Linked DNA regions of Homo sapiens: region 2 is linked to region 1. A link is an interaction called in ENCODE POLR2A ChIA-PET data of the cell type or tissue named here. Cell type or tissue: MCF 10A. All regions are shown on one strand. Each heading gives the region's core, and the rest is flanking DNA. Links, peaks and the distances in the headings are about the cores only.

Region 1 (15,291 bases), core at 7,292-15,291:
AGGAAACAGAACTTTGGAGCCCAGCAAATGTGAACATGAATCCCTTACCAGTCACTCCTAGCTCTGTGAATGTATGTCATCTCAGTGAGCCACGTATGCATAAACTGTAGGTAGATAATGATGCCTGTTTCCCAGAGTAGTTGTGAAGATTAAATGAACTAATATATGTAAAATACCTGGCTGAAATGCCTTGTACATAGTAGGCATTAAAATGATAGTAGGGAATAATCAGAGTAGTCTTATGCCCAGCATATTTAAATTACCTACATTGTATTTTCAAAAGTTTAGTTAGAAATGACTTTGATGGGATGTATCTCAAAATAATAAGAGCTATCGATGACAAACCCATGGCCAGTATCATACTGAATGGGCAAAAACTGGAAGCACTCCCTTTGAAAACTGGCACAAGACAGGGATGCCCTCTCTCACCACTCCTATTCAACATAGTGTTGGAAGTTCTGGCCAGGGCAGTCAGGCAGGAGAAGGAAATAAAGGGTATTCAATGAGGAAAAGAGGAAGTCAGATTGTCCCTGTTTGCAGATGACATGATTGTATATCTAGAAAACCCCATTGTCTCAGCCCAAAATCTCCTTAGGCTGATAAGCAACTTCAGCAAAGTCTCAGGATACAAAATCAATGTACAAAAATCACAAGCATTCTTATACACCAATAACAGACAAACAGAGAGCCAAATCATGAGTGAACTCCCATTCACAATTGCTTCAAAGAGAATAAAATACCTAGGAATCCAACTTACAAGGGACAAGAAGGACCTCTTCAAGGAGAACTACAAACCATTGCTCAATGAAATAAAAGAGGATACAAATGGAAGAACATTCCATGCTCATGGGTAGGAAGAATCAGTATCGTGAAAATGGCCATACTACCCAAGGTAATTTATAGATTCAATGCCATCCCCATCAAGCTACCAATGACTTTCTTCACAGAATTGGAAAAAACTACTTTAAAGTTCATATGGAACCAAAAAAGAGCCCACATCACCAAGTCAATCCTAAACCAAAAGAACAAAGCCGGAGGCATCACACTACCTGACTTCAAACTATACTACAAGGCTACAGTAACCAAAACAGCATGGTACTGGTACCAAAACAGAGATGTAGATCAATGGAACAGAACAGAGCCCTCAGAAATAATGCCGCATATCTACAACCATCTGATCTTTGACAAACCTGACAAAAACAAGCAATGGGGAAAGGATTCCCTATTTAATAAATGGTGCTGGGAAAACTGGTTAGCCATATGTAGAAAGCTGAAACTGGATCCCTTCCTTACACCTTATACAAAAATTAATTCAAGATGGATTAAAGACTTACATGTTTGACCTAAAACCATAAAAACCCTAGAAGAAAACCTAGGCAATACCATTCAGGACATAGGCATGGGCAAGGACTTCATGTCTAAAACACCAAAAGCAATGGCAACAAAAGCCAAAATTCACAAATGGGGTCTAATTAAACTAAAGAGCTTCTGCACAGCAAAACAAACTACCATCAGAGTGAACAGGCAACCTACAGAATGGGAGAAAATTTTCGCAACCTACTCATCTGACAAAGGGCTAATATCCAGAATCTACAATGAACTCCAACAAATTTACAAGAAAAAAACAACCCCATCAAAAAGTGAGCGAAGGACATGAACAGACACTTCTCAAAAGAAGACATTTATGCAGCCAAAAAACACATGAAAAAATGCTCACCATCACTAGCCATCAGAGAAATGCAAGTCAAAACCACAATGAGATACCATCTCACACCAGTTAGAATGGCAATCATTAAAAAGTCAGGAAACAACAGGTGCTGGAGAGGATGTGGAGAAATAGGAACACTTTCACACTGTTGGTGGGACTGTAAACTAGTTCAACCATTGTGGAAGTCAGTGTGGCAATTCCTCAGGGATCTAGAACTAGAAATATCATTTGACCCAGCCATCCCATTACTGGGTATATACCTAAGGATTATAAATCATGCTGCTATAAAGACACATGCACATGTATGTTTATTGCGGCACTATTCACAATAGCAAAGACTTGGAACCAACCCAAATGTCCAACAACGATAGACTGGATTAAGAAAATGTGGCACATATACACCATGGAATACTATGCAGCCATAAAAAATGATGAGTTCATGTCCTTTGTAGGGACATGGATGAAACTGGAAATCATCATTCTCAGCAAACTATCGCAAGGACAAAAAACCAAACACCGCATGTTCTCACTCATAGGTGGGAGTTGAACAATGAGAACACATGGACACAGGAAGGAGAACATCACACTCTAGGGACTGTTGTGGGGTGGGGGGAGGGGGGAGGGATAGCATTAGGAGATATACCTAATGCTAAATGACGAGTTAATGGGTGCAGCACACCAACATGGCACATGTATACATATGTAACAAACCTGCACATTGTGCACATGTACCCTAAAACTTAAAGTATAATGATAATAAAATTAAAAAATAATAAGTTAAAAAAATAAAATAGAAATGCCTTTTTTCACTTAGAAATGTTTTCAGAAATTTGCAGGGGTTCAAAGCAGTAGAGGAAAAAGAAAGAAATCTAGGTTAAACTTATCCCAGCACGCTGTGTATACAGACTGTCTTCTGAACGTGCCTATGCGTTTCATCTCCATGCTTTAGATTCATGCCATTTCTCTAGCTATGAATGTCCTGTACTTTCCATCTCTCCAAAGTTTACCCATCTTACTTACCTACTGATATGTTCAAGACTCTCTTCTTCTGTGACATTCCTCCATGTTCTGACCTGTTATTTATATATCTAACCTGTTATTACATATCTTTATGGATGGTTTGGAGCTTATCTGCTGGCTTTATTGATAGTCCCCTTTTCAGATGTGTTTATGTCTCTTTCACCTGTGGCAGTAACACTGTCATATTTCCTGGCAACCAAAGAGATTAAGAATTACATAACTTGAAGTCAGACCTGGGTTTGAATTCTGGCTTGCCATTTACTAGCTGTATGACTGTAGGCAAACTACTTACCCTCTCCTAGCCTCAATTTTCTCACCTGTAAATGGAAATAACTTCATTATTTTAAAAATTAAATGAAAATATGTTGAAAGTACCTGATACATGTAGGCATTAAATAGCCATGCTATTTTGATGGATTAATGAATATTGACCTTTACTTCAGTTTCCAGGAATATGGATCTACTGGAACAGCCCATGCTGATAGTGAATATGAAAGAAGAATGATGTCTGTATATAATCATGTCTTGGAGGAGGTAGAATCACTCAATCGGAAATATACCCCTGTTTCTTATATGGCAAGTGGCATTTGTTTTATTGAGCTTTTATTGTATGGATGTGGGTTTTTCATACATTTATGGCACTTACTGTGTGAGTTCAACAAATTAACCTTTCTGTGCCTGTTTCCTTATCCATAAAACAGGGTTAATACCTACCTCACAGCATTGTAGTGGGGAGTAAATGAGATAATCCATGAAAGTACTTAGCACATCTCTAGCTGCTACGTAGTTATATTAATATATAAAAATCTGCTCTACCAGAATGCAAATAAAATTTTTTCTTTTTTTAACAATTTAACTGAAGTTGCAATAATTCTCAACGCAGGCTACACATTAGAATCACTTTGAGGGCTTTTTAAAGAATACATTAATATACAGGCCTCACCCCTGACCAGCTAACTCTGAGTTTCTGGAATTGTGGCCCAGGCATTAGTAGTTTTACACACACTCAGGTGATTCTGTCATGCTGCCATGGTTGGGAGAACCACTGGACAATTGAAACAGAAAGAACAGGGCTTGTTGGCTGACTGGCAATGAGTCATTTCCTACCAGGTGATGACATTAATGCCTTTCAGTACACTCTTCAGCCTTTACCCTGCTGAATCTCTGCTGCCTTTGGCACTTCCTAAGAAGTTCTCAGAGCACTCACCCTTTTTTTTATCTTCTCCCCTGATTTCCCAGTCACAGGACAGGCTAACATACTCTCACCCAAATTTTCTCCTCCCTGTCTGACCATTCCCCAGTATCTCTGCTCAGGTTTTATAACAAAATGCCGTAGGCTTGGTACCTTAAACAACAGACATTTATTTCTCACAGTTTTGGAGGCAGGAAAGTCCAGTATCAAGCTGCCAGCAGATTCGGTTCCTGGTGAGGACTTTCTTCCTGGCCCTGGTGACAGCCACCTTCTTATTACATCTTCACATGGTAGGGAGAGATCGAGAGCTCTGGTCACTCTTCCTCTTCTTTAAGAACACTCATCCTGGCCGGGTGCGGTGGCTCACGCCTGTAATCTCAGCACTTTGGGAGGGTGAGGTGGGCAGATCACGAGGCCAGGAGTTTGAGACCAGCCTGACTAACATGGTGAAACCCTGTGTCTACTGAAAATGCAAAAATTAGCTGGGCATGGTGGCGCATGCCTGTAATCCCAGCTACTCAGGCGGCTGAGGCAGGAGAATCGCTTGAACCGGGTGGCGGAGGTTGCAGTGAGCTGAGATAGCGCCACTGCACTCCAGCCCGGGCAACAGAGCGAGGACTCTGTCTCAAAAAAAAACCAACCAAACAAACAAACAAAAAAAACACTCATCCCATCATGGGGGCCCACCTCCAAATGCCATTACCTTGGGGGTTGCAGCTTCCACATACGAATTTGGGGGAACACAAACATTCAGTTCCCAATTCCCAGCCTTTGAACTTTACCCCTTGGAGAGTTTCTCTTCTGCTTCTGCTCTTCTCATTCTGTACTTTCATGCTTTATCAAGTGTTTTAGAATAAATAGGATGTCATTAAAGAGTTAGGTTAGATCTAAAGATGGGCAATTCCTTTGACATATTGCTTTCCATGTAAAATTGTCAATAGTATTTACTGAATTGAATTGACAGCTGTTTGACAGTGACATTGTTTGCTAAGGGAGAGTGTAAAGACAGTCTTTGAAAGAAATACACACATCTGTGTGAGACAGTGGTTATTTTCATATTCTTCTAAGCTCCATCCTAAAAAATGAAATAGATGCTAAACAAACTTCATTTTGATGGAATTGAATATAACGGAATGGGAATTTTCTGCCCAGCAGAAGACACAGTACAGAGAAAAGGGCCCTAGGCTCATTCAGAACTAGGTTCAAATTCTGGCATTGCTGCTCAGCAGCTGTGTGACTTTAGTCACATTGCTTAACATCCTTTTATATGAAGTAGAAAACATACCTGCCTCATAGGATTACTGTGAGGTTTAAATGAAATAATGCTAATTGCCTAGCACAGTGCTGTCATATAGGGAGTGGTTAATAAAAGTTATTTCCCGGTCGGGCGCAGTGGCTCATGCCTGTAATCCCAGCACTTTGGGAGGCCAAGGTGGGCGGATCACCTGAGGTCAGGAGTTCTAGACTAGCATGCCCAACATGGTGAAACCCCATCTGTACTAAAACTACCAAAATTAGCCAGGCATGATGTCAAGCACCTGTAATCCCAGCTACTTGGGAGGCTGAGGCAGGAGAATTACTTGAACCCGGGAGGCGGAGGTTGCAGTGAGCCGAGATCACGCCATTGCACTCCAGCCTGGGTGACAAGAGTGAAACTTCATCTCAAATAAATAAGTAAGTAAGTAAGTTATTTCCCTTTTTCTGTATTTCCAAGTTGTACTTTATAGATTTGTTACTGTCTGAGCCTCCAGATTCAGTTCAACAAGTATTTATGGGATCCTAGGGATAGAAAAATGACAAAGACACAGGATCTTCCCTCAAGTTGTCCATAGTCTAAGAAAGAAAGATTTTATAAACAAACACAATACAGTATATGTGCATTAATAGAATTCTGCACAAGGTAGAGATGTAGTACAAAAAAGAGAGTAGTTCACATCAAAAGATAGGGAAAATGGATTGGTGGTGCAGTTGAGAGGGAAGATGTATTTGTATATGAGTTTTCCAGACAGATAAGAAGGGGTTGGGAATCTCAGGTAGAGAACATATTCAAAAGCAGAGGCATGAAATAGGGTGATGTCTTCTAGGAACAGTTTGTTATTACTTCAATGTAACATACAGGCTAGGGATTAGAGAGATGAAATCAGAGAGGTAGCCAGTGGCCAGGTGACAAAAGGCTTTGAACACAGTATAAGGGAGCTTGGACTTTGTCCTTAGGCACAGGGGGGCTTCTTAGAAATTGTAAATGGGTAGGAGAGAGAAGTGCTTAATATAGATTGTATATTATCATATAGAAGCAAAACAGGAAATGGCTGGCAGGGTGTGGAATTAGAGGAAAGAAGAATGACTACAAGGCTTTTTCAGTAATCCAAACTAAGGAACAAATTACTAAAATGGCAGTAGGAATGAGAAAAATAGATATATATGAGAGATATTTAGTGAAAATATTTTCAAGGCTGAGTTTTTTAACTAGACATGAGATGATGGAGGCATGCCTTCCAGGTTTCCAGCTTGAATGATCAGTTACACAACTGATTGATCCTTTACTGAGAGAATATAGAGAGGTGATAGAAGATGAAGGTTTTACTTTCAAACATGTTGCTGTCTTTAGGCAGTTGGATAGTAAATACGTTGCAGTTGGAAGAAAGATGGGCTGGGATGCATATAAGGTCATCTGCACATAGAAGTTCTTAAAGTCACGGGAGTGGGGAGAATTGCCTATGAAAAACATGGATTGAGAAGAGAAGACAACAAGGAGAGCATCAGCATTTAAGGAACACACAAAAGAAGAGGCTCTTTAAAAAGAAGATGGCAAAAGGAAGAATCAGAAATAAGGGTATGGACTATTAGGTGGAATTTCATGGAAGGAAGAGCATTATCAGGTGCCACAGAAATGTCAGAAAATACAAAGACTGAAAAGTATCCATTGGATTGACAATTAAGAGAGCATTGTCCAGGCACAGTGCCTTATGCCCATAATCCCAGCACTTTGGGAGGCCAAGGCGGGTGGATCACGAGGTCAGGAGTTTGAGATCAGCCTGACCAACATGGTGAAACCCTGTCTCTACTAAAAATACAAAGTTAGCCAGGCGTGGTGGCGCATGCCTGTAATCCCAGCTACTCAGGAGGCTGATGCTGGAGAATTGCTTGAACCTGGGAGGCCGAGGGTGCAGTGAGCCGAGATTGTGCCATTGCACTCCAGCTTGGGCAACAGAGAGAGACTCCGTCTCAAAAAACAAAACAAAACAAAACAAAAAGCGTTAACGTCTTTCTGCTGGTTTACTGATCATGATACGTAATTTACATCTCCAGACATCTTAATAGTGATCTGCTAATACACCTATGGAGGTCAATACCCAAGGGGCTGTTGACCTCAGAGGCACTCCACACTTTTCCAAGAGGGTATTGCAAAATCTGCACCATTCTTTTAAAAGGCAAAATGGTGACTTTCTGCCTGAAAACAGCCTGAAGTCCCTTGTGGTCCTCTGAGTCCACGCTTCAAAGATGTTTCTCTCCTTAGACACTAGTGTGGCATCAGAGGTCCACCAAAGGTGGATGTCTCTGCAAATACTTTCCAAATTACTTGTTGCAGGAAGCTGATTAATGCTATTTTAACAGTTAAATCTGAAAAAATAGAACCAGTGTCTTTAAATCTGTGTTGTGATTATCTCAGGTAATAGACTTGGCATTTGTACTATGAGTCTGTTGGGCACAAAATGTTCAATTGCCTGAACCCAATAAGGAATGGATTTTTCTGGCTTTTAGCCTTAACACCCAACTTTAAAAAAAAAAATGTTTACAGCATGAGCAACTAGGTGACACTCTGCTTGAAAGCAGGAGCCTAGAGGGACAGACAGCATACCACATGGTGCATGCAGCAGTTTTCAACCTGTGGTGTTGGGTTTCAATCAGGCTGGTGGGAAAAATATTAGAGATAGTTATAGAAATAGACACAAATCTTCTTGGAAGGCTGAGAAGTTTGCCTAACTTCAGTAATAGATCTGGCTGAAGGCGGCCTGATCTCTTTACCTTTAAACAAATTAAAATAGTAATAAAGAAAGGCAGAGTAGTTTACCTGGCTAGCTTGTTTACTCATATAAAGACTAACCTTTGATGTACCGTGAGTGCTTAAGTGCCTTTTACTCAGAAGTCCACAATGTCAATTTCCCTCTAATGGTGTTGACTCAAGCTTTTGTTAATTAATCTTACTGAATAAATGCGAGTCTGACTAGCTGATCAGGGCCTAGTTGCAACTGTTTACAGGACTCAGCAGGAGCCTGTAAGCGGCTGGGACCCTCAGCTGGACTGGCAGAGCAGAATATCTGTGTGTCAGCATACTTTATTTATCCGTTGCTGAATCGGGTCTGCAAGAACAGACCTCCCGCAGCTAGTGCCCCCGTGAAAGGAGCGCTGCCTCACTGTGGTGACTTACGAGGCCACTGAGACGGGAGTAGACTGAGGAAGGGATAGTAGACCAAGCAGGAATGGTTCTGGTTCACCTGAAGTTAAAAGTGTTCTTATGATACTTTCAGTTTTCTTCTATTAGACTGGGTAATCTTTAAAATATCTTTGAACGCTTAAATTCTGATTTTATGACCACTTTCATTAAGGCTCAAAATATTCTCTGTGGTGTTTCTGTACCTCTGCAGTCATGCTGGGATTTTCAAAACTCAGTTAAATGTGTGAGGCAGATTTGAGAAATAAGATATTTTATTAGAGTTTCAGGATTCCCCGACTATATAGTCCTCTTTCATCTGAATTCGACCAAGTTTCCACCACTGCTTACTCTGAGGACCAATGGCCATAGAGACAAGCCACCTAATGAAAGAATGAGCCAGCTCAAAGCCAAAGTCCTGCAAAATGCTCGGGCTTCTTTACCATACTGTTTATCATACTTTGCCATGTGATAGTTACTCTATATTTTAGTATCTAATATAATTGTTTAATAATATACTGATAGTTCTGAGCGCTGTAGAAATGTGGAATTTGCCTATTGCTTGGCCTCGAGGACTGTGGATTTTCTCATTTCTGTCACTTATATTTTATTGAATATACTTCACAATAAAGTAAAAATCTGTAATGAATGATTTAGTATGTATGCACAGTTCCTGGATGTGATGCCTAGTTCTTGATTGGTATGTACCTTTGTAATAATCTATATGGGCATTTGTAGTTTTATACTGAATGTACCACTTGTTGATGAAATTTGAAAATTTATTTTTATTTGATTTAGTTTCTTTTTTCCCCCAGCACACAGCATGCCTCTGCAATGCCATCATTGCTTTGCTGAAAGTTCCCCTTTCTTTCCAGAGATATTTTTTCCAGAAACTACAGTCTACCAGCATCAAGGTAATACAGGAAGAATACTAAGGTTAATATAGGTTTTAAAACCAGGTGTCTTCTGAAGATTATGTAGGACATAGCTACACTTCAGTGTGTTACCTTTGGTTTATTGGTTTTTTTGTTTTGTTTTGTTTTTTGAGACAGAGTCTCGCCCTGTCGCCTGGGCTGGAGTACAGTGGTGTGATTTTGGCTCACCGCAACCTCCGGGTTCAAGCGATTCTCCTGCCTCAGCCTCCCAAGGAACTGGGATTACAGGCATCCACCACCTCACGCAGCTGATTTTTTTATTTTTGGTAAAGATGGGGTTTCACCATGTTGGCTAGGCTGGTCAGGAACTCCTGACCTCAAGTGATCCACCCACCTCTGCCTCCCAAAGTGCTGGGATTACAGGCATGAGCCACTGTGCCTGGCTTACCTTTGGTTTTGATAAAACCTAGTTGTAAGCCATTTCTCTCCTTTATCAAGTGGTTTGGTGAAAGAAATGAATTTGGGAGTTAAACTCTCTCCCTTTTTAATTGTCAGTGCCAAATTCTATGAGACAGGCATTTGGGTAACTGGAGCTCTGTTGTTTGTCTCTCACCTCCAGGAATAAATTAGTGATTTATCACAGTAGCCTGCAAGGATCTTGAGCTGAGTCTATTCAGACCCAACTTATAGACCCAACTTAGAATGAATCAGATCCAGTAAACTGTCACCAGTTCTTCTTCCAAAGTACTTCTGCCTTTCAGTAACATGTTTTGAGGGGCTAACCAGTGAGTAGAATTAGTATTTTGAAATATTTAAGCCACTCACAATTCAAAAGCTATTTTTGATTCAGAAAATGAAATTGTTGGAAAAGGGAGAAAATTGTCACTTCTAAGAGATCTCCTGGATTATCCCTGTTAGTTAATGTCTTCAGTAAACTTTTACATCCATGCAAATGTTTTGATTACAAATAACAGAGCATTCCATTTCAAAATGACTGGAATAATGAGGAAGATTTGACGATCTAGATAAGAAGTCCTAAAGTAGGATGTCTCCAGGGTTGATCAGTAGTTCAACAACATTATCAAAAAGACTCAAATTTCTTCCATCTTTTCATTTAGCAAGACTTGGGCTTTCTTTAATTGATGTGTTTGGGATTTTTAATACATTTTTGAAGAAAAACTAATGAGAGGTGAAAAATGTCATTTGATTCATTTGTAGATATTGACTTTTTTTATAGCACAGTGACTTCGTTGTGTAGATAATCCTGGAACTTTAAGTTCATTTACATTTGAATTTAGTTTATTTAAAATTACGTAAGACCAAAGAGACAGCTCTTAGGTAATGAAAATTTATATAATGCCTTTCCCTACTAGAAGTGGTTCATTGTCAAAGAAATGCCTCACCACAAAAATTGGGAGAATAGTGCCTTTGCTTTTTTCTAATTCTCTATTATCCTCAAATAGAACTGAGGTTTGGGATGAAAACCACAGTGATGTTTAGAAGGAGGCACTTTAAAGGTACATCTGTCTCGTTGTCCTGGCACAGTCAGGTCCTGTGGGGGTGGGGGAGTGCACAATCGAATTTGTTAACCTGTAACCAGTGATTAGCACAGACATGTTTGTCGGAAGGAAGCTTGCTCTTGGTTGTTGGCATTTATTTGAGTGTTGGCATTCCAGCTTGCTCTGTCACCATCGCCCCGGAATCCTGCAGAGCCCATTGCTGTCCAGAATAACCAGCAGCTGGCGCTAAAGGTAGAGGGAGTGGTTCAGCACGGATCTAAACCAGGACTCTTCCGCAAAATTCAGTCTGTCTGTCTGAATGTTTCTTCCACACTGCAGAGTAAATCTGGACAAGACTACAAGGTAATTTAGAAAAGAGGCAGAATTGTGATACAGGTTTTATATGAGCTCATTGATGGAAGTTTTCCAGTGTTTTTCATGGTTAAATAGATTGCAGTTATACCTCCAAAGGGATCAGATGGACATAAATTAAAAGCCCACATTGGGGCTGTAAGGGGTTGATAAACACTTCTTTTTCTCTCCCTGAACCAGTTGATAGAGACAAAGCATCCAGGCAAAGATCAAAATATGAGTTTTATTACTGTTGGAGCTGTGGGAAAACCTAACTCCAATGCCTGGCAGCAAGGCCTTTCTAACCGTAGACCCCTGAATTGGATTTTTTCACCCAGCCTCAGTCAGTACGTATGGGAGCCTGCCCCTATAAAATTTATGGCAGGGCACAGAGGACTCAGGTGCCCAAAGCAGAAGAGAAAGAGCAAGTGCTTACCTTCCCATGTCTGGTTCCTGCCCAGAAAGTCACCCATCAGCAAGACTCACCTCCTCCCTGCTAGGTCAGTAATATTAATCTAACGAAAGGTCTCTCTTACATCAGGAGGTCCCTTCAAACGTCAGAAGTTGGAAAATAAGTGTCTCCCTAACCCACCCAATCCCTCCCCACAAAAAATACACATCTATTTAGTTTTCTCCATTTTAAGTAAATTTTATCATTAAAAAAAGTATATAGCATTTCTATAAAATGATCAGATAAAGTAAAATCTTTTTTTAAGAGTGTAACCCTAGGGATTTGCTGCCTTGGGAACTCAGGATATAGGTAAGTAATAACCTGAATTAGGCTACATTGTTAGCCAGAGCTAAGATGCTGAATCTGTGCCCATGAAATGCCAGTGTTCGAGATAAAGAATGTTCCTTGCTTTAGACATTTATTTCCGATTCCCTGGTGGTTTATCCACAGTAAATGAAGCAAGGGACCAAGTCCACAGTTGTAGCAGCGAAGTTACTCAGATGCCCAGATTGGCTGTGTCCAGGTTTATTGTGGCATAGCATGGAAGGCAGGGTATCAGTGAAGGTATAAAAAGAGAGCATTTTATTATCTTTGGTGGTTTTAGGTTAAAAAGCCAAGGGAAGGTCTGGTTCTAAACTATTATTACTTTCTTAAGCCATTACTACTTTCTTAACTATGGCAAGTTCCTCTCACTTTGGCACTCTGTCCACTCTGACACGGCTGAGCCTTCATTCTCCTCTTTTCCTCTGTTTTGACTTCTGTGCCATACAGCATGGTACCTTATGTAGCCACTCAATAATTTGTGAATGATGAAAAAATTATTTACTATATTTAGAGTATAACTGTTAAAATTGGGTATCTGCTGTCACAGAAGGTTGTAATGAGAATTTACATAATTTATCCCTGTCTGCAACTCTCTCTTCACTTTGAATTTGAAACAGTAGTAACCATGATTCTCTTTGTTACTTGCATATAATTTCTACTGTTAAGAAAATAACATTCAAACCTAGAAGCTATGGTCTTCTGCTTGTTGACCTACCTCTCAAGAGGCATTGATTAAAGTCAGGAAGCTGATATAATAAGCCGAGTAATAACATGATTACTTTGCAGTGTTATTCACAGTGAGTTTGCAGCTTAAGATGCAGCCATCCATTCAGGGTGATCAGGTTCCCTAGGCCTATTTCTGGTCCTTTTAAGGAAGTTCTTTGGTTGGCATATTCTTTAGGGAAATAAAAACTGTACAAAGGCTAAATGTGAAAAAGTACCTGTACTATAAATAATTCTAAGACCTTGAATTGGTTGGTGACGTCAGTTCATTACTATTACAGGTAAATGTCTCTGGAAAAGTGACATGATAACTGCTCCTTGAGACACAAAGCTGCAGGGCACATTTATATAATTAATTACACCACAGAAACACGCACATAAACCTAGAGTAATTTGGTCAAATACACATTAAGATCACCTTTATTTGCATTCTCAGGATAAATCTGTCTCTTGACACGTTTCATCTTGGGTACAGGTAAGAGTACGTCAGCAGGTTTTATTCTGGTCTTTGAAGAACAAAGGCATGAGTGTCTGGCTAAATGAATGAGCCTATAAATCTGTGTTTTATAACATATTGTACTTCCAGTCTGAACAAAACAGTGCTTATTAAATGAGCAATGTACAAATGGTTCAGTTAATTTGTTAAAGGAGTAAGGAATCACTACATTAAGTAATAAAAATCAGACTAACTGTTGGGGGGGAACCTAACTTAAATTTGCTTAGTGTTTTGTTCTTTTTCAGTCTCTTAGGTTTTAAACTCTCTGGAACAGGTGATTTCATCCTATTTCTTCAGAATATCTCTTCACAGTCTAAAGGAAGATAGGGATTTAGAGATGGGGTTGAGTAAGCAAGGAAGAAAGGCCAGCATGTGAAGGGGCTGTCAACGGCTCTGGGAGCTCATTCTACTCAAGTAGAGTGAGGAGCATCACTTAGTAGTTCAGAGTGTAGGCCCTGGAGGTAGTCTGCCTGTGTTCAGATTCCTACTCCGTTCACTAATCATGTGACTTTGGAGACATTACTTAACCTGTCTGCCTTAGACTCCTCATCGGTGAAGCAAGGATGATAGCAGTACCTAATTTTTTATTGTCTGCATGGTCTAAATAAGCTCTTAGAACAGGGCCTAACTCATAGTAAGCACTGAAGAAATGTTAGCCATTGTTGTTAGTTAACAATTGTTTCATTGCAGATACCCATTGACAACATGACCAATGAGATGGAGCAAAGGGTTGAACCTCATAATGATTACTTCAGTACTCAATTTCTGTTGAACTTTGCTATCCTTGGAACACACAACATTACAGTGGAATCTTCTGTGAAAGATGCCAATGGTATAGTATGGAAGACTGGTCCCAGAACTACCATATTTGTAAAATCCCTGGAAGACCCTTATTCCCAGCAAATTCGCTTACAACAGCAGCAAGCCCAGCAGCCATTACAGCAGCAGCAGCAACGCAATGCCTACACACGGTTTTAACCATGGAATGAATGCACTGCAGACTCTCAAGAGATCAATCAAATTGCCAGAAACAGTTTGGTTTTTCATATGGAATAAGTATTAAAGTTACAGTGTAGTTCATTTATTCATTGATTTTTGTAATGTAATATTCTGGAAAAAATTTTGTTTTCTTAAAAATTTTGTCTGACAGCTGGGCGTGGTTGCTCACGCCTGTAATCCCAGCACTTTGGGAGGCTGAGGTGGGCGGCTCACGAGGAGATCAAGACCATCCTGGCTAACACAGTGAAACCCCGTCTCCACTAAAAAATACAAAAAAATTAGCCAAGCATGGTGGCAGGCGCCTGTAGTCCCAGCTACTTGGGAGGCTGAGGCAGGAGAATGGTGTGAACCTGGGAGGCGGAGCTTGCAGTGAGCCGAGACTGTGCTCCAGCCTGGGCGACAGAGCGAGACTCCGTCTCAAAAAAATAAATAAATACATTTTGTCTGAAAAATAACTGGGATCCTGGCCAGAAAGATTGTTCTTTCTTGTTTTATTATTAGTTTTTTCTGTTGCCAAGCTTTTTTTTCTTTCAAGAATAGTCACATGTTGAGATCACTGAATTGGTAAATTTGACCGCTACTCTTCCAAAATACATCATTTGCTGCCTGACTTAGACCTAGGATTCTGAGTTGTTCATTGGGAGGTTCTGACCAGTCACTACAAGGTTTATCCATGGTAGCAGAACCTGAGTCCTTCTGTAGATGGACTTGAAAGTGTTCCGTGCAACATCCAGCCTTCTGGATTATGAAAGCCCACAGTCTAACAGTATTGAAACATCCTGCTGTATTAGTTCAACCACATATTTATCTCTTCCTGTGCTAAAGCAGTCTTTATTATTTTCATATTTAATTGAAACAAAGAGCAGCTAGCAATTTCATAGAAAATTAATTTGTTTTTTCTGATGTGTCTGCAACTGTGTATAATACAGACATTTCACATTGTTTCCAAAAGTGAAGAACACTCATTTAATATCTTCAATGTTTTAAGTTAGAAGGGGTGGATCTTTTCCTTTGGTTGGTGATTGGTTTGGTTTATACTTGATGAGTTATGCTAGACTGATTGTTTAGAGAGAGCAGTCTCTTTATTACACAGGCTCAGTTTGTTGGGATGCTCAGGGAACAGAGTTTTCTGGTTAGCCAGAAAACCCCCTTTTTTCCTATTTTAATTCTGGTTGAAAACCATGATAAAATAGACTTTCTTAGCACAGTATGGTAGATATA
Region 2 (15,291 bases), core at 4,726-12,725, 130 kb after region 1:
ATATAATCATGCATGCACACACCTTCACATAGACTATTACAGAAGCTCAGGGGGCAGTATTTGTAGTGTTTGTAGTAAGACCTCAAGTTCTGGAGTCAGAAAGAGCTGGGTAAAATAGTTTTTGGTTTATTTTTGTTTACATTTGCATGGCATATCTTTGCCAATCCTTTTGTTTTCAAACTCCAATTTTTATAATTTGCTTTGATTTAGATGTGTCTCTAGTATACAGCATGGAGTTAGGTTTTGCTTTGTGAGTGAATTTGAAAATCTCTGTTAATATGAGTTGAATCCATATTTATATTTATTCATATGTCAAAAATTTGTCATGGTTCTGCCATTGTATTTTATGTTTTCTATTTATATATACATATGAATGTTAAGTCTTTCACTGTGTAGTATCTTTTTCTTTGCTTTTCAGTTCTGATATTTAGGAAGGTTTGTATTTCAGTCTTATTACTTTAATATTCTTAGTTCTCTATTGATAGTAACCATTCATTCTCTTCTATGACCAAAGGTAAAACTCTTTTTAATCCTTGTGTCTTCCCCTTTCTCTTCTTCCTCACCCAATCTTAGTCAGTAATATTTATTTAAAATAGCGTATACATCTGTGCTATTATGTATGCTTATGCTTCTACTACTTGAGCTTTAAGACTATACATTGACTCCCAGCTATTACATCAAGGTAATCAGTAAGCTTATTATACTTCTCTCTGCTTTCTCCCTTCTTTCAATTTATGTTATTTGAGTTTATACAGTGTTATAGCCTATAATATTTACATTCTATTTTATCAGCTTCATTTCCATCTGTTTTTGTCTTAATTCTTTAGTTAAATGTAATGTTCACCCAGGTACTTTGTGCAGAGTCATTCTTTGGTTGGCTGAAGTTTATCCTCTAGTAGTTTCTCAATAAGGGCTCAGGGGAACAAGATGAGGATATTATTCTTACAACATTTTCAGAATTTGTCTTTTGTTGCTTTATACGTTTTTTGTTTTTTTGAGATGGAGTCTCACTCTGTTTCCCAGGCTGGAGTGCAGTGGTGCGTTCTCAGCTCACTGCAACCTCCGCCTCCTGGGTTCAAGCAATTGTCCTGCCTCAGCCTCCCAATTAGCTGGGATTACAGGCATGCACCACCACACCCAGCTAATTTTTGTATTTTTAGTAGAGATGGAGTTTTGCCATGTTGCCTCACACTTTCTTTTTTTTGAGTATCTTACAGGTATTATACAAATGTCTTCTGATATTAAATGTTATATGAAGCCAGATTGAATTTTTTCCTATTATTGACTTGGTCTTTTTGCCTGTCTGCCCAAAGGGATTCTCCCTTTATCTCTCATATCTAGTAACTTTATTAGGATATAGTGGTATTGACTGTGTAGCTCAATTTTTCCTGGTACATGTGTGCCTTTTTAATATTTAGATTCAAACGTATTTTCATTTCAGGAAAGTTTTCTTTAATCATATCTTTAAATATTTACTTTGTCTCATTGTTTTGGTTTTCCTTTTTGGAGACCTTAGTTATATGTATGTTGAATCTCCTTTTGTATGTCTTTTATATCTGTTATTTTTCCTTTAATCCTTTTAAACCGTTTTTCATTTGTTTGTTTCTTTCATGTCTTTTACTGTGTTTTCTGCAACGTCTCTTCTTTGTTCTCCTATCAGTTTCTTCTTCATTTCTGTGATGGCTTTGTTTATTCTTCTATTTTTTTTTTTTGTTTAGTTCTACCAATTCATGCTTCCCTATTCCTGTTATCTAGACATTTCTCCCTTGAGTTCTTGTATTTCTTGTTTGTGGTCTTGTTCTTAGTGATGATGGCTTCACTGATTTTCTTAAAATCAAGCAAAATTATTCAGTTATAATTTTTGTCTTCTCCATTGTAATTTTTTTTTAGTGTACTCTGACAGTTGGTACATTATCTATCATTTTTCTTAAAGTATCTCTCAGTCAGTACCATGCCAGTTACCTTTTTTTCCTTGTGACTTAATGAATTGGATTTTCCTCAATCTGTTATTTGTAGGAGGTTTGTATGGGGCCAGGGTAGATTTCCAGATTTCTGCCTCAGAGGTAGTCTTTTTCACATATGACACCTGGGTGTGTTTCTCTGTGTGGCCACAAGTCTTCTGCCTCTCTAAAAAAATGTCTAGACCTTCTAGAAGGTCTTTTGCCGCTAATTCTGAACTTTCCACTCCTTCCTTTGCAGCTGTGATTGGAGGGACATGGCTCCAGCATGCCAATGTAAACCACCCCCCTGCCTGCCTTTTTTTTTTTGAGACGGAGTCTCACTCTGTTGCTCAGGCTGGAGTGTAGTGGTGCAGTCTTGGCTCACTGCAACCTCTTGCCTCCTGGGTTCAAGCGATTCTCTGCCTCAGCCTCCCGAGTAGCTGGCAGTACAGGCGTCTGCCACCATGCTTGGCTAATTTTTGTATTTTTAGTAGAGTCGGGGTTTCACCATGTTGGCCAGGCTGATCTCAAACTTCTGACCCCAGGTGATCCATCCGCCTCGGCCTCCAAAAGTGCTGGGATTACAGGCGTGAGCCACCGTGCGCGGCAACTCTTTTCTTAAGGAAAGGTATTGTTCTGTTGCTTTCTGAGATCTGCCACTGTCAGGCCCTCTTCATCACATGCCACACTGTCTTGCCCTATAAGCTGCTCTCCACCCCAGCATAGATTGTATGCCTTGTTTGATCTCAGCCTTGTTCTCAGGTACTTTGGTGGTTTTATTTTTTAGATTTAAATTTTTTGGTTTTTTTTGTTGTTGTTGGAGACAGGGTCTTGTTCTGTCACCCAGGCTGTAATACCATGGTGCATTCCAACTCACTACAGCCTGAAACTTCTGGCCTCAAGTGATCGTTCCCATCTCAGCCCAAGTAGCTAAGACGACAGGCATGTACCACCATGCCTAGGTAATTATTTTAATTTTCTTGTAGAGATGGGGCCTTGCCAAGTTGCCCAGACTGGTCTCAAACTCCTGGCCTCAGGCAGTCCTTTCACCTGGCCTGCCAAAGTGCTGTGATTATAAGCATGAGCCACCGCACCCGGCCTGGGATTTTTATATTTTTGTTTTTCTCCTAGGTTTTCTGAAAAAGCAGTTTTGCGCAGTTTTTTCTCCTTGTTGCTATCTGTATTTTCCCAGAAGATTCATGCCTATAATGCTGCTATGTCCATACCAAAAAGTACAACACAAGATTTTTGTTTAACTATGTAATTATAATTAAAATAGCACTGCCACCATCCTATTGTACACTGGTTGATTATTATAGAATGGAGAGCAATTTTACCATCTAATTAATTTTCTTTGAGGTCTGTTGAAAAGCATAAAGTAGGCTCCAAAGTGTGTTTCTTTTGTCTCCCAGTGGTTTCCAACGTGTTTTGATTCTTAGACTGCTTACCAGTAGCATATGTTTAAGACATCCACTCTATTTCCATTTGGCTGCAGTAAGAAAATGTCATCAAAACGAATGGAAGGAGTGAGTTACCTTTGGTACTTTAGTAAGGAATATGAAATAAATGTGACATTAATACAGTAAAGCTCTAGGGTCTGGTCTGCCTTGAGAACTTTAAAGATCACTAGTGCACTCCAAAGTTTGACAAATATTGTTACATAAGAGTTTACCATTCCTAATCTAAAATTAGGGTTTGCTGAGTATTTAGGCTTTGTTTTAGGAGTTTCTTTTCAGAGTTTGCAAATTAGTGGCCATATTCAGAAGCTGATCTGTTTTATTTTGTCTTAGCACTATTTAAACTTAAATTAGTTGTCAACATTTCAAATTAGGGAGATTTCACAAAACATGAAAACAAATTCCACATTTCCAGCTATTCTTGAGAAATTAGAGATCTGGCCATGCTGAGCCCTTGTTCCTGCATAGTAACGATTTGCTGGAGCTGCATGATGACCACCCCCTTTACTGTCCAGTTTATCCAAGATCCTGCTTCTTGTCTTATTTTGGGCCTACTTTACTTATTAAGGATACTTGCTTGGATCCCAGAGACTTGGGTGATGTTCATTTTAAAATATTTAAATTATAATTACTAGTCTATTTCTGTTAAGCATGGTTTTGCATTTATATGCCCTAGTAGTGCCTAAGACTAATGAACCCTGCCATTAAAAACTGAAAGTTGGCTGGGTACGGTGGTTCACGCGTGTAATCCTAGCACTTCGGAAGGCCAAGGCGGGTGGATCACTTGAGGTCAGGAGTTTGAGACCAGCCTGGCCAACATGGTGAAAACCCGTCTCTGCTAAAAATACAAAAATTGGACTGGTGTGGTGGTGCATACCTGTAGTCCTAGCTACTCGGGAGGCTGAGGCAGGAGAATTGCTTGAACCCAGGAGGCAGAAGTTGCAGTGAGCTGAGATCGCACCACTGCACTCCAGCCTGTCTCTGGACAGAGTGAGACTCTGTCTCAAAACAAAAACAAAAACAAAAAACCTGAAAGTTTGTTAGTAATCTCAACTGCTGATTTTATGAAGCAGAGGCATTTAATAGGAACGAAAAAATGAAGCACCATTACCAAAAGCTGTGGTCACAAGGTTTTTCAAGTTTCATGTATCCTATTACTGACATGGTAAAATGTTGCCAGTTGTTTATACACTCATTAGTTAGTAGAATGTCTCATTTCTTCTTAAGAATATAATTATCTAAAATCTAGATTATTAAAAATTCTTTCTTTCTTTTTTTTTTTTTGAGATGGAGCCTCACTCTGTCCCCTAGGCTGGAGTGCAGTGGTGCGATCTCGGCTCACTGCAACCTCCACCTCCTGGGTTCAAGTGATTCTCCTGCCTCAGCCTCCTGAGTAGCTGGGACTACAGGCGCCGGCCACATGCCCGGCTAATTTTTGTATTTTCAGTAGAGACGAGGTTTTGCCATGTTGGCCAGGCTGGTCTCGAACTCCGGACCTTAGGTGATCCACCTGCCTCTGCCTCCCAAAGTGCTGGGATTACAGGTGTGAGCCACCATGCCCAGCGACGGATGGTTTTATGAATAGTTGAGTTCGTTATGAACTGCATGTTCAAAATGCATTTGTGACAAGTTTTTTGAAAAACAGAGATCAATATATACGTTTCCCCCTAATATGATGGTTCCATTTATTAAAGTTAATTGAGGTCCTTGAAGGGAAGAAAATTAACTGGGGGCTAAATTTATAAGTATAGGTTACATGGATAAGGAACTAGGATGTCATTTGGAATAATTGTTGCAGGCTGTTTTATACGGTTGGGATAGAATTTGTTTTTGTATATGAGACTCTGAATTGAGCAGCCATTATAAAGTGTAAATAATCATTCTAAGCTGTGTTAAGCCTCAGATATTTGTATACAGATGTATTTTCAACAAATAATAGATATTGCAAAATAAGTATATTAGAGATAGCATGATGTGTTGGGGAAAAAACATTGATTTTTGAGCTAGTATGAGGTTGGATCCTGTTTCTCCCACTTGCTAGTTTTATCTTTGAGCTAGTTGCTTAATTTCTCTGAGCTTCAGTTTCATCATCTGTAAAAATGGAGGTTATGAAACTTGAATGTAAAGTGAAGCCTGGTGTTTGGCACTCTATAAATGATAATTTCATTATTATTAGAATGATCATTATTATATTAATGTCTAGGAAAATAATTATGTTAGCCTTTTGGGAAAAGGCATGTGTAAATGAATAAAAGCTAACTTATGAGGTAGTCTTAGAAATATATCTGAGGCTATTCAGGCCTAGCTAGTAGTGTAGCTCAATCGAGTTCTTGCTTTAATCAATCAATAAAAATAATTTAGGCCGTAGTCTGAATAAAATATTAACTAATTAGATTTTATGTTTGTAAATTTTGCAGTGCTTCAAAGCAATTTATTAATTCAGTCACCTATTCTAATGCAAAAATTTGAGTGCCTTCTCTGTGTCAGATATTGTGCTGGTGGCTGGGAGTACAGTGGCAAACAAAACAACATAGTTGCTGTTCTTAAGAAGTTTACATGTTAGTGTGGGAGAGAGACAACAGGAGTCACATCATAACCACGGAATCACATGTGAAAAGGGCTATGAGAGGATGAGACAGAGGACTTGAGCTTGAGACTAGTGGTGCCAGGGAGGGATGCCCTTGAGAAAGGAACACTGAAATTGAGACCTGAGGAATCAGTAGGAGTTGGCCAGGTGAAGCTAGGAGGAGGGACAGCATGCACAAAGGCAGAAAAGCCAGGCGCAGTGGCTCACGCCTGTAATCCCAGCACTTTGGGAGGCCGAGTCGGGTGGATCACAATGTCAAGAGATTGCGACTATCCTGGCTAACACGGTGAAACCCCGTCTCTACTAAAAAAAATACAAAAAATTAGCCGGGCGTGGTGGCGGGCGCCTGTAGTCCCAGCTACTCAGGAGGCTGAGGCAGGAGAATGGCGTGAACATGGGAGGCGGAACTTGCAGTGAGCCGAGATTGTGCCACTGCACTCCAGCCTGGGTGACAGAGCAAGACTCAGTCTCAAAAAAAAAAAAAAAAAAAAAAAGAAAAGCATTTGTCATGTTTGAGGAACAAAGGGAAGGCCAGTGGCTGCAGCAGGGAGGGAGTGAGGGGGAGAGGAGTTTAGTGGTTGAGGGAAGCTGGTGAGGCCAAATCCTTTAAAGCTTTGTAGTGCATATTAAGGATTTTGAAATTTATCTTGAGGAAACCATCGAAGAGTTTTAAGTAAGGGAATGATGAAATCAGATTCCCATTTGTAATTCTACTCTGCAGCTTTGTAGAAATGGACTCAAGAGAAGCCAGTGTGTGTGGCCAGGAGACCGTGTGGAAGATTCTCACCTTATCAGGTGAGGGTGATGGTTGGTCTAGTGATGATGGCAGTGGAGATGGAAAGTGAACTGATTGGAGAGTTTTATAGGAGGGAAAATTGTCAGGACTTGCTGAGAGATTAGACATGGAGGATGAGGTAGAGAGAGAGGTGACAGGGATGCCCCTGAGGTTTCTGGTGTGAGCTGCTGGGTAGATGGGGAAGTTTAGAGAGGAGGTAACTGAGAGGAAAGATTTTAAAAATTTAAAAATTTAGCATAGGGTAGATGAAAAACATCCAAGTGGAGCTGTGAAATTGACATGGATGTGCAGTCTGGAACTTGTAAGGGAAACTTGAGCTAGAAAGAGAAATCGGCAAATTATCCATGGTGTTTAAAGCTGCTATCACCTAGGGATATCTCAGTACGAAGTGACGAGAGGCCCAGGATTAACTTGTGAGGGAATGCCACCATTTGGAGGTTAAGAGAGGAAGATGGGAAGAGAAGAAGTGGAAGGAATGCCAGCCTTAAGAGTGTGGGGTCACAGAAGTCCACAGTGTTTCAATGCAGGGACCCGCTGAATGCAGCTGAGCATTTATTTACATTTTCCAAGATGAGAGCTGACATATCTTTTATTGTATTTAGCAAGAGCAGCTTTGTTGAGGTGGTAGAAGTGTAACTAGATTGGAGTGGGTCGAAGATGAATGATGAATGGGAGAGGACAAAATGGAAACAAGAATGTATGATTTTCCAGAAGTTTGGCTGTGAAGGAGTAGAGGGTGATACTGGAGGGAGTGATATAGGGTCAAGGGAAGACTTTTTACATTTTTTATTTTTTAAGGTGGAAAAGTCTAGATCCTGACCCACTTAGGGTTGTACCTGATGAAACCGGGATCATTTACTTACACAGCTAGTGTATTAGGAAACTGTTCTTGGTGAGGATTGAATGAAAGAATGCATATCAGCACTCCATACATGGAAAGCACTTAAATGTTGGCTCTGTTGGCAGAATCAGGCTGAGTGGTCCAGAGCCCCCATGGATCTGGTCCTGTTCCAAGCTCTTTAGTAAGGCTGCTCTCCTGCAACCCCTCCTCATTTTCTCAGTTTCATTCTTCCTCTCCCCAAAATCTGTTCTTTGTTTCTTTGAAAATTTCTACCTGCCTGTCTAACCTTGTGACACCCTTCCACACTGCTCCAGTTTCCACTCTTTGCCTCCCTCTGAACCTCTTTGGCATCAACTCTGTAGTTGTGGTTCCTAACTATTGGGCTGAGATTTCCTCCAGTGCTTCAGAGTTATCTCAGGGGGTCAGGAATCCATACGCATATTAAGTACCATCTGTGGATGAATAAATAATGTGTCTTGTAAATATGTGCTAATGTTTTTCAAATATATGTGGCTGCTGTTTTGATTAATAAGAAATCCTTTAAAAGCTTTTAAATTTTGTTGTTACTTTTATTATGGATATTTTCACTCAATTCTAAAAGAACTGATATGTTAAGGCTGGACACATTTTTTGACCTTAAAAAAGAATGTTCATACTTGACAAGGTTAGGAATCATTGCTCTACAACATTCAGATTTCTCCTTCATGTTCTTGACTATTACCTTTTCTTTTCCTGTCTCTTTAACAGACTTGTAAATTGCTTAAGGGCAGGGGTTGTGGTTCTTTCTTCTTTCATGTACCTTACTGCAGAGGTTGGCAAGCTACAGCCCTTGGGCCAAATCCAGCTCACTGCCTGTTTCATAACTCCCCTCCAGCTAAGAAGCTTGTACAGATGAACATTTGCAATCAACCTGATGCTAAGAGAACACTAACTTTGAACTCCAGTTAAGCAAAATGTTCTCTCCTGAGAAATAATTCCATTCTTGTCATTAGTAGACCTGCATTATATAAATTGTATTCAATTATTATTAATTTTTTATTTTGAATTTTGTCAATAAAATTTTCGTAGAAATTTGTTAGAAAACAAATTTGTTACATAAGTACCGACATAATACCCTCATTTGCCTCTTGGCCTGCATATTTGAAAATTTTGCTCTCTGATCCTTTATAGAAAAAGTTTGAGGACCCCTGCTTCGTAGTCATAATTTCTAACCTTGTCTAAACATCTGAATTATTTGAGGAGCTTTAAGTAAGAAAACATACGTATTTATAAGCATAAATATATATATTCCTGTACCCTGGAGATTCTGTATCAGTACATCGGGGTGGAGCCTGGGAACTTATATTTTTAACAAATTATTGAATTGTTTGGGAATCACTTCCTTTTAATGCATTCGTAGAGTTGAACCCCAAGAGATAATGAAATGAATATTGAGTTATATTCATAGATAAATTCTTACTTCAGCATTTAGTAGCTATGAGACCTTATCCAAATAACTACTTGTTTTGCTCGTTTAAAAATTTTTTAATTCTTTTATTTATAGACAGTTTTGCTTACTTTCTGCAGTGGTAGTTCTTTTACCTTTGGAGGTTTATTAGAACCTCTTTCAGAATCTGATGAAAGTAAATAGCCCCTCCCTCTAGAAGGGTGCACCTGTGTTAGTTTCCTGTGACTACCAAAACAAATTACTACAGAAGTGCTTAAAGAAACATAAACTTATTCTCTCACTGTTCTAGAGGCCCGACATTCAAATCAAGGTGTCAGCAGGGCCAAGATCCCTCCAGAGGTTCTGGGGGAGATCCCTCACCTCTTCCAACATCTGGGCTGCATTCCTGGGCTTGTGGCTGCATCACTCAGCCTCGGCCTCCAGGGTCACATTACTGCCCTTTCTTCTCTGTGTATCTCTGTTACACAAGGACTCGAGTCGTTGGATTTAAGGTTCATCTGGATAATCCAGGATAAGCACTTCCTCTCAATATTCTTAACTTAATCACATTTTTTATCATATAAAGTAACATTCACAGGTTCCAGGGATTTGACATGGATATCTTTGGGGTTGTGGAGGGGTGCATTTTTCAGCTTTCCATAGAACCTTTGCACATGGTCACAATTTTACAGTTTCAAGGAGTCACAACTCTGAAGTCCATTAATGGATCCTATGGACTCTAGGTTTGGGCTCCTTGCTCAGTGAGAACCTTATACCTATAGTGTGTTCTAGTTAATCTCTTTATTCTTTCCTGTCTCTGTGTCATATGCTTACATTAATCATCCTATTAATACCATTTTCAAAATGATGTTTTTTTCTTGTAACCTTAGATTTTTCCATGTATAGTTTCCTGGTTAGGTTAATTTCTCTGGTTCCCTTAGAAACTTTTTATCCTTTGATAAGACTTTTTGTTAAAAAGAAAGCCCTCCCAAGCCTTTTTACTTCATTCTGCAGTAGGGAGACTAACTTCTGTGCCAACACAGATAACCAGTAATGCTTCTAGTGAGAAGAAACACCTTGATTGAGTATCTGCTGTGCCAGGCCGTTTAACAAGTGCTTACACATGGCTTCTTACTTAATGTTGAAAACAATCCTGTCAAGGGAAGTGGTATCAGTGAGCAAATGAAGATCTGTGGAAGTTAGGTAATGTGCACAATGTGAGTGATAGAGCTGGCAAGAGCCGAGCTAGTCTTTGAGTGAAGGGCTGCTCTAAAGCCCATGTGTTTTCATTATACCATGAATGCTCTTATCCTCCAGGATATAAAGATAATCTCATCTTTTTTGTTTTTTAGGCAGAGTCTCACTCTGTCACCCAGGCTGGAGTGCAGTGGCGGGATGGCAGAGTCTCACTCTGTCGCCCAGGCTGGAGTGCAGTGGCGGGATGGCAGAGTCTCACTCTGTCGCCCAGGCTGGAGTGCAGTGGCGGGTGGCAGGATCTTGGCACACTGCACCCTCCACCTCCCAGGTTCAAGCAATTCTTGTGCCTCAGCCTCCTGAGTAGCTGGGACTACAGGTGCACACCACCATGCCTGGCTAATTTTTGTATTTTTTGTAGAGACGGAGTTTCATCATGTTGGCCAGGCTGGTCTTGAACTCCTGGCCTCAAGTAGTCCACCCACCTTGGCCTCCCAAAGTGCTGGATTACAGGCATGAGCCACTGTGCTGAGCCAAGATACTCCCATCTTTAAAAAAAATCCCCATTTAGCAAACTAGCCTCCATCATTCCCGACAGCTCTTCATTCCTTCCCTCTGACCCGTATGTTATCAGTTCCTTTTACCTACTGGCTTTCTGTTGTTTATAACATAATGTTAAGGATTCTCGTGCTTTAATAACCTGGCCCAAGCCTGCCTTATCTTTTGGGTGCTCCCTCCCTTTATTCTTTCTGCTGCAGTGTAGAATGTCCCTCCTATCAAGACCCAGTCCTTTTGTTTGGATTTCATTCCTCCCTGCTTGCTCATAAACCTTCCTTCATTGTTAATGTCCTCTTTCTTTAACTTTCATAAAAACTCTTGACTTTCCAATTACTTTTAAAGAATTGGAGGATATGGTAGCCTGGGTCTGTGTTTCCAAATATCAGCAAGAGACTAGAGCTGAATAGTGTCTCCCCACTTTGGGTGGTGAATGTTCTCTTTATTTAAACACAGTCCCACTGCTCCCTATTGTCATATAGGAAGCCTACTTCCCTCTGTTGTCACCTGTGTGGTGATAAAACAGGAATTTTGTATTCCCTGGCCTAAAGTCTAGTATCTGACTTTTAAAAGTAATCCTATAATCTGAATTTGTATTTATAGATATAATCTTATTTCCTCTTCTTCTCAGTACCAGCTGTCTCCCCAGGAAGGTTACTACCCGGGCATGTTCTCGCTGTCTTTTGTATCTCTTCCCTTCATATTTCAGCTCACAATGACTTCTTTTCCTAGCTTCTGTGGTACGTACATATTTTCGTGTGTATTGTATTATTTCACAGTTTGTTTTTTATTCCCAATAAGTGAGCAAACTTCTTGAAGACAGGGATTGTATTACCTCAATTAAAAAGTTGACTTAAGTTTTATATGGAAGAAAACATACCTTTAAAAAGCAAAAATCACACAGCTAAGTGAGATGCTGGCATGATGATGGGCATATGAGATGCTGACATGATGATGGGCATGAGAGCTGAATATGACAGGGAACAGCATATTCAAGATTCCAGTCTATCTGTACTCCAGGGCATACATCTGTTGACTGGAAAGGCAGGCAAATTGTGTATACTATTTAAAATGTTTATCTGTTTTAATTTTTCTTTTTTCCTTCCACCCTCTATCTTCCGTCACGTTCTACTTTCTCTTGAATTGCATTAATTACTTCATGATAGAATTCTAGTATACTTTTATGTCTTCTGCAGTGGTAGAACCCTGTGTCTCTCTGAAGAAAATAAAACCAGTTGAATGAATGAACATATCAATTAGTGCTTTGGGGGATAGTGAACAGGAGGTGGTGTAAATTAATTATATTTACCATCTGTGTTTTTCTTTTCAACTAATTCATTCAGGCAGGGAGGAACCATAGAGTTACGTTTCTTCTGCTTGACTTAAAATATCTCAAAATTCCTTTCCGGCTCTACATTTCTTTAAGATCAAAACCCTTACTATATATAATAGTTCAGTTCTAAAGCTTTTTAGAGCTCTGTTAGCAAAACAGAGAGGTATTCATGTTGTACACGTATTCCTGGCAATTTGGTGTAATCCTTTACCTTTAGGAGATGTTAGAATTTCCTTTTTTCCATTTACTCATTTTAGGAATTGTATTAGTCTGTTCTTAACACTGCTAATAAAGACATACCCAAAACTGGGTAATTTATAAAGGAAAGAGGTTTGAATGACTCACAGTTCCACATGGCTGGGGAGGTCTCACAATCATGGTGGAAAGTGAATGAGGAGCAAAGTCATGTCTTACATGGCGGCAGGCAAGAGAGAGCTTGTGTAAGGGAACTCCTCTTTATAAAACCATTGGATCTCGTGAGACTTATTCACTATCATGAGAACAGCATGGGAAAGACACGCCCCTCATGATTCAATTACCTCCCACCAGGTCCCTCCCACGACACATGGGAATTATGGGAGCTATAATTCAAGATGAGATTTGGGCAGGGACACAGCCAAACCATATCAGGAATCTAAGGCCGATACTGCTAAATTCCATTACTTAGTTAAAGTTTTCCCAATGTTATAAAATTAAAAGACCTTTGATTTACATTTGAATCTCTGAATTCAGTGTTGTTGCTCAACTTATACATAAATGAAAGGAGTTATTTAAAAGGGTGAGACAAGAAACCTTTGAGCAAGTTGGGGATTTTGTACAGGTGGAAGTGCTGTTATTGGGACATACTATAGAAAGAAACTTAAGATGTGAAGTCTTAGCTACCTCAGCTCTCAGTGGTTTAACACAATTAATTTTTTTTTTTTGGAGTCTCGCACTGTCGCCCAGGCTGGAGTGCAGTGGTGTGGTCTTGGCTCACTGCAAGCTGCACCTCCCAGGTTGACGCCATTCTCCTGCCTCAGCCTTCCGAGTAGTTGGGACTATAGGCGCCTGCCACCACACCCAGCTAATTTTTTTTTTTTTTGTATTTTTAGTTGAGACGGGGTTTCACTGTGTTAGCCAGGATGGTCTCGATCTCCTGACCTCGTGATCCGCCCACCTCAGCCTCCCAAAGTGCTGGGATTACAGGCGTGAGCCACCGTGCCTGGCCAACACAATTAATTTGAACCAGGCTACTTTGGGGGAGAGGTTGTTAGATAGTAAATGGAAGAAAATAAACACGAAACAAAAAGAGTGCAGTCCATTTAGTAATGCCTCCCATTATTACTTTGATCTGGAGGAAAAAAGATATTTACTGTTTGGCCCATTACAGAAAAAGTTTGCTGAGTTCTGCTCCAGGGTAAATATCCAGAAGTGGGTTTTCTGAGTCACGTTGTAAATGTATGTTTAACTTCATGAGAAACTGCCAAACTCTTTTCTGCAGTGGCTATACCATCTTACATTCCATCAGCAATGTTCCAGTTGTTCTCTACCCTCACTAGCTCTTGGTATTGCCAATATTTTAAAATTGTACTCATTTTAGTAAATGTATAAAGGTAGCTTGTCATGTTTTTAATTTTCATTTCCCTAGTGGCTAATGATGTTGAACATCTTTTCATATAGTTATTTGCCATCTGTGTTCTCTTTGGTGAAGTGTCCAAGTCTTTTCTTAATTTTTTTAATTGGGTAGTTTGTTCTCTTAATGCTGAGTTTTGAGAGGTTTTTTTTTTTTTTTTGAGACGGAGTTTCGCCCTTGTTGCGCAGACTGGAGTGCAATGGCGTGATCTCAGCTCACTGCAATTTCCACAACCCTGCCCGGGTTCAAGTGATTCTCCTGCCTCAGCCTCCTGAGTAGCTGGGATTACAGGCATGTGCCACCACACCCGGCTAATTTTGTATTTTTAGTAGAGACGGGGTTTCTCCATGTTGGTCAGGCTGGTCTCGAACTCCCGACCTCAAGTGATCTGCCTGCCTTGGCCTCCCAAAGTGCTGGGATTACAGGCGTGAGTTTTCTATATACTTGGGATATAAACCCTTTGTTGGATATGTGATTGCATATTATTTTCTCTCATTTTATTCTCTTAACAGTGTCTTTTCCTCATTAAAATGTTTACATTTTGATAAAGTCTAATTTATTGATTTTTTTAAAAAAATTGGGCAGCCCCCAAGCCAGAATAGGTTGAGAGAGACTCCCCAGTTCATTGATGTTATTTTCTTTTATGGCTTGTGTTTTTCATGTCATGTCTAAGAGTACTTTGCCCAAACTCAGGTTATGGAGATTTTCTCCTGTGTTTTCTTCTAGGAGTTTTATAGTTCTGCATTTTACATACATCTCTGTGATCCATTTTGAATTAATCATTCTATCAGGTATGAGGTTTGGGTCAAGGTTCACATTTTTTTTGCAACATTATTTGTTGAAAAGACTATTCTTTTTCCATTCAGGTGACTTTACATCTTTGTCAAAGATCATTTGACCATACTTACGTAGTCTATTTCAGGATCCTCTTTTCTGTTCTGTTGATTTATGTGTCTGTCCCTTCACCAATGCCACACCATCTTAATTATTGTAGTTTTATGGTAAGTTTTAAAACTGGGTAGTGCGATTCTTCCAACTTTATTTTTTTTTCAAAGTTATTTTGGCTAGTCTAGTTTGCTGACTTTTCTATATACATTTTAAAATTCACTTATGTGCAAAAATTTTTAATGCAGTTTTGACTGGCTTCGAGTTACATTTGTAGATCAAGTTGTGGGTGAATAGACATTTTTGCTATGTTGAGTCTTTTAATCCATAACCATAGTATGTCTCTTCATTTTGAGCTTTTTTGATTTCTTTCTCAGCGTTTGGTAGTTTTGAGTATATAGATCTTGTTCATGTGTTTTAAATTTATACCTAAGTATTTCATTTGGGGAGGAGCTTTTGTAAATAGTATTTTTAAAAAATTTCAATTTCCTGTTGTTCATTTCTCATATAAATAAATATGATTGATAGCTATGTCAGTTTTGTATCCTGCAACTTTGCTAAACTCACTTATTGGGAATAGGCGTTTTTTGTAAATCATTTAAGATAGTCTACATAGGCAATCATGTCATTTGTGAATAAGAATTTTATCTCTTCCTTTCCCATTT

The links. Peaks named below come from ENCODE experiments on the same cell type or tissue, not always from the same donor. Only the 100,000 strongest peaks of a DNase experiment are listed, where the experiment ranks them.
Region 2: POLR2A ChIA-PET joins it to region 1 with 10 read pairs; 3 of 35 experiments call an interaction of 5 or more read pairs at or near these places.

What each region holds. Positions count from the first base shown.
Region 1 is chr1:211,940,582-211,955,872 of GRCh38, reverse strand. INTS7 (integrator complex subunit 7) reads left to right here. Exons shown (of 20, transcript NM_015434.4): 17 at 3,172-3,304; 18 at 9,168-9,266; 19 at 10,904-11,089; 20 at 13,762-15,291. The coding sequence ends at 14,049. Among named protein-coding and RNA genes, the nearest start is that of INTS7, 87 kb to the left of the region's middle. RefSeq lists an enhancer at 7,702-8,314. In MCF 10A, for the core only: a CTCF peak has its summit at 10,970 (motif pointing right); a DNase peak (open chromatin) is centred at 10,922.
Region 2 is chr1:211,806,961-211,822,251 of GRCh38, reverse strand. All of the region lies in intron 2 of LPGAT1 (lysophosphatidylglycerol acyltransferase 1), which reads left to right. Among named protein-coding and RNA genes, the nearest start is that of LPGAT1, 16 kb to the left of the region's middle. In MCF 10A, for the core only: no CTCF peak of the experiment used is centred there; a DNase peak (open chromatin) is centred at 8,441.